Linked DNA regions of Homo sapiens: region 1 is linked to region 2. A link is an interaction called in ENCODE POLR2A ChIA-PET data of the cell type or tissue named here. Cell type or tissue: GM12878. All regions are shown on one strand. Links, peaks and the distances in the headings refer to the core of each region. The heading gives the core; the rest is flanking DNA.

Region 1 (5,353 bases), core at 677-4,676, 530 kb after region 2:
GCCAGCCCAACAGCTTTGGGAGTAAGCCCCCACCTCCCAGGCAAAATCCCACTCCTTTCTGAGCTAGGTCAAGACCAGCCTGGGGCTGGGCACAGTGGCTCACGCCTATAATCCCAGCACTTTGGGAGGCTGAAGCGGGTGGATCACCTGAGGTCCGGAGTTCAAGACCAGCCTGACCAATATGGTGAAACCCCGTCTCCACTAAAAATACAAAAATTAGCCGGGAGTGGTGGCAGGCGCCTGTAGTCCCAGCTACTCAGGAGGCTGAGACAGGAGAATCGCTTGAACCTGGGAAGCGGAGGTTGCAGTGAGCCGAGATTGCATCACTGCACTCCAGCCTAGGCGACAGAGGAAGACTCCATCTCAAAAAACAAAAAACCAACCAACAAACACAAAAAAGACCAGCCTGAACAACATGGCAAAACCCCGTCTTTACAAAAAATACAAAATTGGTTGGGCATGGTGGTATGTGCCTGTAGTCCAAGCTACTCGGGAGGCTGAGGTGAGAGGATTGCTTGAGCCTGGGAGTTCAAGGCTGCAGTGAGATGTGATCACGCTACTGCACTCCAGCCTGGGCGACAGAGTTAGACTCTGCATAAAAAAAAAAAAAAAAAAAAAAAAAAAAAAAAGGGCTGGGCGCGGTGGCTCACACTTGTAATCCTAGCACTTTGGGAGGCCGAGGCGTGCAGATCACAAGGTCAGGAGTTCGAGACCAGCCTGGCCAACAAGGCGAAACATCGTCTCTACTAAAAAATACAAAAGTTAGCCAGGCGTGGTTGTGGGCGCCTGTAATCCCAGCTACTCAGGAGGCTGAGGCAGGAGAATGCTTGAAACTCGAAGGCGGAGGTTGCAATGAGCTGAGATCTCACACCACTGCACTCCAGCCTGGGTGAAAGAGCGAAACTCCATCTCAAAAAAAAAAAAAAAAGGCCGGGCACGGTGGTTCACGCTTGTAATCTCAGCATTTTGGAGGCCAAGGCAGGTGGATCATTTGAGCTGACAAGTTCCAGATCAGCTTGGGCAGCAAGGTGGAACCCTGTCTCTACAAAAAAAAAAAAAAAATTAGCCAGGCCTGGTGGTGCCCACCTGTAGTCCCAGCTACTTGGGAGGCTGAGGCTGAGGGAAAATGGCTTGAGTCCAGGAGGTGGAGATCTTGTGTCAAAAAAAAAAAAATAGTCTGGACCCTCCCTCACTGAGCCTTTCTTGCTATAAGCTATCAGGCCTCACTCAATCCTGAGATAAATCCTGCCCCCAGCAACCAGGTCCCTCCCCTGGTTTGTCTTTCCAGATCCAAGCCCCACTTCTCTCAATCTAGTCTTTCTGGCCTTTACCCTGCAAGTATGGTCTCCTCTCCTCGGGGTATCCTCTCTCCCCCTAGAAAGAGGTTTTTTGCCCTACTCAGAGCCAACCAAACCCATTTTTCTTGGTGAAACGCCTACCAAAGTCCTGCTGCAATATTGCAAGTGAGGGTGCTCCCCATTCTCCAAAGCCAGACCCTTCCTGGGCTAAGCTTCAACTCTGGACCCATAGGCAGAAGGAATGAGGAGGAGATATTAAGATAGGAAGCTTCCATTCAGGACCCAGCTGATGGCTTCCCTCAGTGAGAACCACATTTCCCAGTAAGTCTTTTTTTTTTTTTTTTGAGACGTAGTCTTGCTCTGTCGCCCAGTGCAGTGGCGCGATCTCGGCTCACTGCAAGCTCCGCCTCCCAGGTTCACGCTATTCTCCTGTCTCAGCCTTCTGAGTAGCTGGGACTACAGGCGCCCGCCACCACGCCTGGCTAATTTTTTGTATTTTTAGTAGAGACGGGGTTTCACCGTGTTAGCCAGGATGGTCTCAATCTCCTTACCTCGTGATCTGCCCGCCTGGGCCTCCCAAAGTGCTGGGATTACAGGCATGAGCCACTGTGCCCGGCCTCCCAGTAAGTCTTGAGAAGCTTGTTGTGCCATCACTGGCTCCTCTATCATGGGACATGACGTTTCCTTGTCTTTGGACCCCTGGCTCTAACCAGCTTCCAGAAGTCCATTTTTCTTTCATTATTTTTTATTTTTGTTTTGAGATGGAGTCTCAGTCTATTGCCCAGGCTGGAGTGCAGTGGTGCGATCTCAGCTCACTGCAACCTCTGCCCCCTGGGTTCAAGCAATTCTCCTGCCTTAGCCTCCCTACTAGCTGGGACTATAGGCACGCACTACCACGCCTGGCTAATTTTTTTTATTTTTAGTAGAGACGGGGTTTCACCATGTTGGCCAGGCTGGTCTCGAACTCCTGTCCTCAAGTGATCTGCCCGCCGCAGCCTCCCAAAGTGCAGGGATTACAGGCATGAGCCACCACACCCAGCATCCAGAAGTCCATTCTAATGGACTGTTCCTCTCATCCATAGCGCTTCCTCCTGGCTGGGCGAAAGAGAAGAAGGAGCAAAACTTCTAATTACCTCATCTCCCTGGATCCTACACACCTATCTCGGGACGGGGACAATTTCGTGGGCAAAGTCAGGTGGGTAGAGCTCTGACATGTGGTGAGGAGCAGGTAGCAGGGAGCTTAGGGACAGGGGGACTCCATTTCCCAGCAGGCCACAGAGCATACCTTCCACCTGCTCAGGGACCAGAAGAACTGAAGGGTTTGGAACGTAGGCTGGCATTTAAGGCATTTGACTCCTTGACAGGCAAGGGACTGGGATTCCTAACTTTCTGTGGGAAAAGAGGCCTGGAATGTGTGAATTATTGCATCCAAAAAGGTAGAGGGAGTGGCGAGGTGGCTCACGCCTATAATCTCAGCACTTTGGGAGGCAGAGGCGGGAGGATCACTTGAGGTCAGGAGCTTGAGACCAGCCTGGCCAACATGGTGAAACCCCGTCTCTACCAAAAATACAAAAATTAGCCAGGCATAGTGGCGTGAACCTGTAATCCCAGCTACTTGGGAGGCTGATGCAGGAGAATCACTTGATCCCAGGAGGCAGAGGTCTTGGTAAGCTAAGATTGAGCCACTGCACTCCAGCTTGGGCAACAGAAAAAAAAAAAAAAAAAAAAAAAAAAGAGGGTTCCTAAAGGGCCCTTTAAATAAAATAGGGAGGCTACATAAAGTACATGGCTCACCCAAGAAATGAGGGGGCCTGGGACCATGGATGCTGGAAACATGGTTGTTTCATTTATTTAATTATTATTATTATTATTGAGACAGAGTTTCACTTTTGTTGCCCAGGCTGGAGTGCGATGGCGTAATCTCGGCTCACTACAACCTCCGCCTCCCAGGTTCAAGCAATTCTCCTGCCTCAGCCTCCTGAGTAGCTGGGATTACAGGCATGCACCACCACGCCTGGCTAATTTTGTATTTTTAGTAGAGACGGGGTTTCTCCATGTCTGTCAGGCTGGTCTTGAACTCCCAACCACAGATGATCCACCCGCCTTGGCCTCCCAAAGTGCTGGGATTACAGGTGTGAGCCACCGTACCCGGCCTCATTTATTTAATTATTTATTTTTATTTATTTATATATTTATTTAGAGACAGGGTTTCATTCTGTCACCCAGGCTGGAGTGCAGTGGCAAGATCACGGCTCATTGGAGGCTTGACCTCTGGGGCTCAGGTGATCCTCCCACCTCAGCCTCTTGAGAGCTGGGACCATAGACACAAACTGCCACGCCCAACTAATTTTTCTATTTTTTGTAGAGAAGGAGTTTTGCCATTTTGCCCAGGCTCAAGCTATCCTCCTGCCTCTGCCTCCTGAAGTGCTGGGATTACAGGTGTGAGCCCCTGTGCCCAGCCAGGAACATGATTCTTAGACATTCGGACATAGTCTTAGACATAGGGGATTGATGGGAAGAGTCGATGCGATGAGTGACACTTACTCAAAGAGTAACACTTAGTATTTTTATTCTATCCATTCCCTTCCTGGAGCAGATCCAATGTCTTCAGCACCAAGTTCACCATCTTTGACAATGGGGTGAATCCTGACCGGGAGCATTTAACCAGGAATACTGCCCGGATCAGACAGGAGCTGGGGGCTGTGTGTTATGTGAGTGTCCTGGGGATGAGAGAATGGGGTAGGATAGTCAGAAGAAGGAACCAGGCCAACTGGAATGTAATACCCCCAGGAGCCCAACGTCTTAGGATACCTGGGGCCTCGGAAAATGACTGTGATTCTCCCAGGAACCAACAGCCAGAACCAGCGAATCAATGTCCAGCCACTAAATGTGAGTCCCTGACATCAGGAATCTCTGGGTCAATGGAGAAGGGGCTGGGGCCGGTCCTCCTAGATCCCAGAGGAGGAAGAAGAAGAGGAGGAAGAGGAGGCCAGTGGGTTGCAGGTGTCACATGAAGCCTGAAGGACTTTGTTAGCCTTCCATGTCTCAGGGAGTAAAAGACTAGAGACTCAAAACATTTGCATCTGGAGAAAAAAGGTTTGATGGTAGGTTAACAAACTTACCAAAAAGGGGTCTGATCCAGACTCCAAGAGAGGGTTCTTGGATCTCAGGCAAGAAAGAATTTGGGGCCAGTCCGTAGAGTCAAGTGAAAGCAAGTTTATTAGAGAAGAAATAAAAGAATGGCTACTCCATAGGCAAAGCAGCCTTGAGGCCAGCTGGTTGGCTATTTTTATGGTTATTTCTTGATTATATGCTAAACGAGGTGGATTATTCATTAATTTTCTGGGAAAGGGGTGGGCAATTCCCAGAACTGAGGGTTCCTGCTTCTTTTAGACTCTCTCTTTCTTTCTTTTTTTTTTTTTTTGAGACAGAGTCTTGCTCTGTCGCCCAGGCTGGAGTGCAGTGGCGCGATCTCGGCTCACTGCAAGCTCGACCTCCCCGGCTCACGCCATTCTCCTGCCTCAGCCTCCTGAGTAGCTGGGACTACAGGCGCCCGCTACCATGCCCGTCTAATTTTTTATATTTTTAGTAGAGCCGGGGTTTCACTGTGTTAGTCAGGATGGTCTCGATCTCCTGACCTCGTGATTCACCCGCCTCGGCCTCCCAAAGTGCTGGGATTACAGGCGTGAGCCACCGTGCCCGGCAGTAACCTCTCTTACAAGCAAAATTTATTCAAAGACCTGTGCTAACATTCTTAAATATCTGTTAGCCATAATAAAGAAATCAGTGTACTTTACGTTTTTAGCTCCCACAATTTACCCTAAATATTTGCCCTGGCATGCTTGTACCGGTCCAAGCAAGCATTAGGTCATAGCCTGTTCCTCTTCCTTATTTGAAGGTGTTTTTACCTTTCTCAACATTCCACAAGTTACTTCCTCCTTACTTTGTATTCTTCTGCTTTTCCCTCTTTTAAAAAGTTCTAAGTTGCTAGCCAATTGGGACAAATACAGAACGTGAGGTCCCGTTCCAGCCAATGGAAACCCTACACGGCAGTA
Region 2 (5,353 bases), core at 797-4,796:
CAGCATTAAAAAACTAGGAGACTTCACATAAAAATACAGGGATGTGGATCCCCTGTACTCTATCTAGGGTAAGCCTGCGCAACAGTGGACTAACAATGGGGATCCCAGTGGAGAGAGGGCCAGGGGATTTATTGAGCTAGACACTGCTCTGAGGGGCAAGTAGAGCCTCTCACACTGGAGGGGGCTGGAGGTAGCAGAGCTGGAGGTGGGGCCAGGTGGGAGGTGGGGACGGGCCAAGCAGCAGGACAGAGAGCAGCAGCAGCAGCAGCAGGCCCAGGACAGGAGCTGGGATCAGTGGATGTCGAGTGACTCTGGTGGGGAGGTGGGAGAGCATTTAGGGCAGGGTCTGGGCAGCCCCTGCTCTTCCCAATGTCAGACCACCTCCTTCCTTCTGGAGACGCCTGGGGGCACACCTGAGCCGCTGTGGGGGCAGGCAGAGCTGGCCCCAGGCCCTCCTCCTGACTGGGACCAGCTTTTTCATCACAGGCACCAGGGCTTGCTGGAGTTCCCGCCGCGCAGGTCTGCTGGGGTGAAGGAGGGAATCACCACTGGGTTTTTCCTTGCCCCAGTGTCCCTCCTGGACCCTGTGGGTCCTATTACCTCTCTGGAGGGTTTTCTGGGATGTCTCCAGGGCGAGGGGCTCCTAGAGGGACAGGGAGATCAGCCTGCAAGGACAGAAGAGATGCGTTGGAGGCACCGGGTTCTGGACTGAGAGGTGCTCAGGTCAGCCCACTGGACACAAGTGGCCACATAGAAAGTGGTGGAGCTCAGGAGATAAGTGAGTGCACTTCTGCTGCCAGGTCGGGTTCCCATTTCTGCCAGCTTCTGGCTGAGGGTCCTTGGCATGTCACCACACCTCTCCGTGCCGCTCTTTCCCCATCTGCTGGCCAGGGATGTCCCCACCTCATAGGGTTAACATGGAGACTAAATGAGTGAATGTAGGAAAAAAAAGGCGGGGGCAATAGCTTGGACAGCGCCTGGTACATAGTGAGTGCTCAATGTCTGTGTGAGCTATTCAATATCATCACCTCCGTTTTCCATTGGATTCTGGAAGTATCTAAGCTCTCTGAGGGCAGAGACCACATCTTCTACAGGTGCCCACCCCTGTGCTGGGCCTCATGAAGAATCCTGTCTTCCTGCCTATGCCAGAATCGGCAGGCGCTTTACTAATTAAAAACATGCCATTACAGGCCAGGTGCAGTGGCTCATGCCTGTAATCCCGGCACTTTGGGAGGCTGAAGCGGGCGGATCACAAGGTCAGGACATGGAGACCAACCTGGCCAACATGGCGAAACTCCGTCTCTACTAAAAATACAAAAATTAGCCGGGCATGGTAGCACGTGCCTGTAATCCCAGCTACTTGGGAGGCTGAGGCAGGAGAATGGTGTGAACCTGGGAGGTGGAGCTTGCAGTGAGCCGAGATCGCACCACTGCACTCCAGCCTGGCGACAGAGCAAGACTCCATCTCAAAACAAAAACCAAAAACAAAACACCATGCCATTATAAATGGTATAATTACAAATTTATTTTTCTAATTGCTCATGGTTGCTATACTGAAATATGATTTTTTATTTTGATCTTTCACCCAGCAACCACACTAAATTCACTGATTAATTCCAACACTTCATCTGAGGATTCAAAGATCAAAGCCCCAGCTGTTCCTCCAGGGCCAGGCCCCACCCACTGCACCGCCTCATCCCCCATGTCTCCCCGGAAGGGCCTCCCCTCTATGGGTCTTTGGCTTTCCTACCCCCATACCTTTTTAACACAGATGAGGATGATGAATGACAATGATAATGGCAGTAAATAAAAACAGAACACCAATCACAATCAATATCTTCACCTCTACCACCTGCTGTGCCAGGCAGGGACCCAGGCCCTTTATGACATAGTCCTTAACCCTCCTCCCCACCCTGGGAGCAAGGAAGAGATTATGCCCATGTGAGCTGTGAGGAAGCTGAGGTGGAGCCCCAGTCTCTGCAAGGGAGTGTAGTATGTTGAAGGAGGTGGGCTTCGGGGCCAGGGTGCTGGGAGCTGAGTGTCCTGGAGGCAGCCATCTTGGCCGGTTTGGACCCTGAAGAGCCCCAGGGGCCCTGACAGTGCCTGACCCACAACAGGCAGACTCCAGCCCAGCTCCTGCATTCCTCAGCTCACAACTGAGGGCTCCTCACCTCTCCTTACCAAGTTTCTTTCCCCGTCCTTGCCTGAGAATGGAAATCTTAACCCCCACCGGGCACTGGGCTCTGAGGAGCAGAGGAACTGGCCTGTGTGGCTGCAGGCAGGGGGGCTGCGGGCACTACGCCCCCAGGGAGTTCTGAGGCTGGCTGGGGAGGGCCGGCCCAACCTCTCCCGAGTGTGGGCGCATGTGCGTGTGCATTTATGCAATCCGGGGGTGTAGCCACGTCTATGAGGCCTGCGGTGTGGTGGCTGCAGCCCTGTGTGTGTGGCTGGGAGGGTCCCCTGGGAGCAGCCTGGCCGCCCACTAGCCTCCAGGCCTCCCCCCACCTCACCATCGCTCTCATTAGCTACAGCAAAGGCCTTGTTATCTCTTGGCCAAATGATTTTTCTCTCTGCTCCTGAGGAGTTGGAGTGTGAGGCTGGGGCTTGGGAAGAGTTGAAACGACTCAGCCTCTGTGGGTGTGGAGTGGATGGGGACTGGGGAGGGGTGCTGGGGACTGCCTACCGTGACCTGGCTCTCTGCATCCTCCTCTTCCTCTCTTCTGGTCAACCTGAGGGCCAACAAAGTCACTGCTGGCTTCGTCCTCTTCTCCCTGGTTCCCTTTGCCTACTATGGGCTGGGAGAGAAGCCTTGGAGCAGGGGGTCTTAGCACAGGCCAGGCAGCACGGACGGGCCTGGGGGAGGCCAGGCAGCACGGACGGGCCTGGGGGAGGCCAGGCAGCACGGACGGGCCTGGGGGAGGCCAGGCAGCACGGACGGGCCTGGGGGAGGCCAGGCAGCACGGACGGGCCTGGGGGAGGCCAGGCAGCACGGACGGGCCTGGGGGGTGTCCTGCATATGTATTTTTCACAGGAATTTTCACCAAATTACCCAAAGGGTCTGTGAACCACTAAAAGAATAAGGGGGCCTCTTCATCTCAGATTGGTTTTCTCAGCCACTACTTCCCCAGCAGATCCCCCAGCTGGGAACTGAGGCTTCTGGCTCTCTCACCCTCCAAAATACCAGAGATTCAGGCCTCTGTAAGACCCCAGAGCACGTGTCGAAACCCCCTTCCTGTCTAGTGGGTTGAGCCATTTTTCAATGACTGTCACTGGGTGCTCTCTGAGGACTGGGACTCCAACTCAGACCTCCCAGCCCACAGAACTCAACTGTTGGAGCTCTTCCCCATGCCGAATCCTCTTAGGTGCAAGACCCTCTTCCAGGAGGACTGGAAGAGCCCTGAGGGGTTAGCATGCCCCTCATTCATTCCCATCTTCCGGGAGTAGACCCTGGGCCTGTAGGCCAGGAGATGAGACCTGACCCTTCCCTCAGCGAGTCTCGGTCTAGGAGGAGATCTGGCTCCTGACCCTGCCTCGGCGGGAGGCTCCTAGGGAGGCCCCTCCTAGGGTCACAGCCATCTGAGTCCCTGAAATGCTGCTTTGGGGACTCAGGCCTCAAGCTGCCCAGCCTGAATGCCCCTTAGAGACCCAGCCATCCATACCACCAGCCACTGCCTTCACTGGGGACCAGAGATCCAGCCCTGCAGTTGCCACCACCACCAGCTTCAGACCCAAAACCCTCAGAGATACCCTCAGGAATACAGCTGTGCTCCCACGCGATAAAGGATCCAGGCTCTTAGGCCCCAGTCAGACATACACTATCTGATCCCCTGAAACTTCTACTTGGGACCCAACCCCTCTCAAGGTCCAAGCCCTCACAGCTGGCTACATTTAGGAGCCGTTGTATTCACCACCTTCCTCACTCCCAGCTTTCCAACCTGCGGATCAAACTGCCCCTGACCTCTGGAAACTCGCATGGCACCTGCCTCCCCCACTTCCACTACTGCTCAGCCCCTTCTCCCCTCCTTTCTCTGGTGACGCAGAGGGAGGTCATAGCTCCAGAGCTCCCATCCCGCCCAATCTCAGCTCTTCCCAGACAAGTCCAATTAGAGGCCTTGGCAGGCAGCCTCATTAGTAGCCGCAGCTGGGAGCCTGAAAGAGGGGAGGGGGAGAGGGAAGCAACACAGGAAACCAGAGGCCCGAAGGCCAGGGCCCCGGAGGAGGGTGGGCCCAGTCATCTAGTGCGTTCTCCATCCTCAGAGGCCTGGACACAGCCTCCTAACAATCACATCCCAATCACAGGGCTGGGACTTCACGGCATACAACCAAATGCTTACACCAGCCTGACTGCAAAGTACCTGAGCTGGAATCTGAATCCACGCTGATTCCAGAGGCCCCCCCTCACCCCATTCAGGCATGGCAGCCTCGCTGGGAGCCCTCCCCCAAGGCAGGGTCAGGAACCAGATCTCCTCCTAGACCTGAGGGCAGGGCCAGGCCTCATCTCCTGGCCTACAGGCCCAGGTTCTGCTCCCGGAAGACATGAAGAAGGAGTGAATGAATGAATGCCGATCCCCTCAGGGCACATCCAGTCCTCCTACTGTAAACAGCTGTGAATAAGGTGTCACCCTGAGGCAGACGGATGGCTCAGCTCCTTACCACATGGATGGCTCCTTCCTTCCTTCTTCAGGGTGCGCTGGCTCTCCCTGGAAGTTTCTCTGTGGAAACAAAAAGGTTAGTTCTTCTCTGATTCTTCTCACTCAAAGCTCCAACCCTAACAGTGCCCACTGTCTCCCCCGCCGGTCCCAGACCCCATATACAAAAGGTCTTCCAGGCTGCAACCTACACATGAATTCACCACCTTCTACAACCTGCCCTCCTCTCGTGCTGCCCTACATGAGGATGGCCCTATTAGCCCCCTAAGGGCAGAAGCCAAAAACCAAAGGGTTGTTCTCGATGCCACCAAGCCCCCTTCCCTGACAGGACCCAGGAGTCCCGGTTGCCTAAACTTCCTGGATGTTCCACAGATCTCGTACACTTATCTGGGTCCCAGAGGAGATCAGCATTTCCCTGTCCAACCGCCTTCTCATCCCAGGTTCCCAGACTTGGGCTGGATCTATCTGCTCTCCCTCAGGACCCAAGTACCTCTCGGTTTCTCCAGAGACATATTGGCATTGCCCTTGACCTCAGCAACCAACTTGCCATTGTTTTCTAAACGCAATCCTCGAGCTCCAGGATGGTGCACCCAACTCTTCCAGGCAGCCCCCAGACATCCCTCAAGATTTCACCTCACAAGGTCACAAGTTCCAAGTCTTGCCTCCTTTCCTCCCTCCCCATCACCCACATCCCGTCTGACCCC

Evidence for each region. Peaks named below come from ENCODE experiments on the same cell type or tissue, not always from the same donor. Only the 100,000 strongest peaks of a DNase experiment are listed, where the experiment ranks them.
Region 1: POLR2A ChIA-PET joins it to region 2 with 6 read pairs; 1 of 35 experiments calls an interaction of 5 or more read pairs at or near these places.

The regions. Positions count from the first base shown.
Region 1 is chr19:48,882,588-48,887,940 of GRCh38, reverse strand. TULP2 (TUB like protein 2) reads left to right here. Exons shown (of 13, transcript NM_003323.3): 9 at 2,381-2,493; 10 at 3,895-4,009; 11 at 4,089-4,187. Among named protein-coding and RNA genes, the nearest start is that of PPP1R15A, 13 kb to the right of the region's middle. RefSeq lists an enhancer at 1-383. In GM12878, for the core only: no CTCF peak of the experiment used is centred there; no DNase peak of the experiment used is centred there; H3K4me3 peaks cover 812 bases; H3K27ac peaks cover 1,642 bases.
Region 2 is chr19:49,412,327-49,417,679 of GRCh38, reverse strand. KASH5 (KASH domain containing 5) reads right to left here. Exons shown (of 20, transcript NM_144688.5): 16 at 4,654-4,712; 17 at 2,684-2,729; 18 at 601-665; 19 at 414-521; 20 at 1-311. The coding sequence ends at 170. It overlaps LOC124904740 (a long non-coding RNA gene), which reads left to right and starts at 1,522. Exons shown (of 2, transcript XR_007067289.1): 1 at 1,522-2,006; 2 at 4,576-4,728. RefSeq lists enhancers at 1,746-2,299, 2,300-2,854. In GM12878, for the core only: no CTCF peak of the experiment used is centred there; a DNase peak (open chromatin) is centred at 2,489.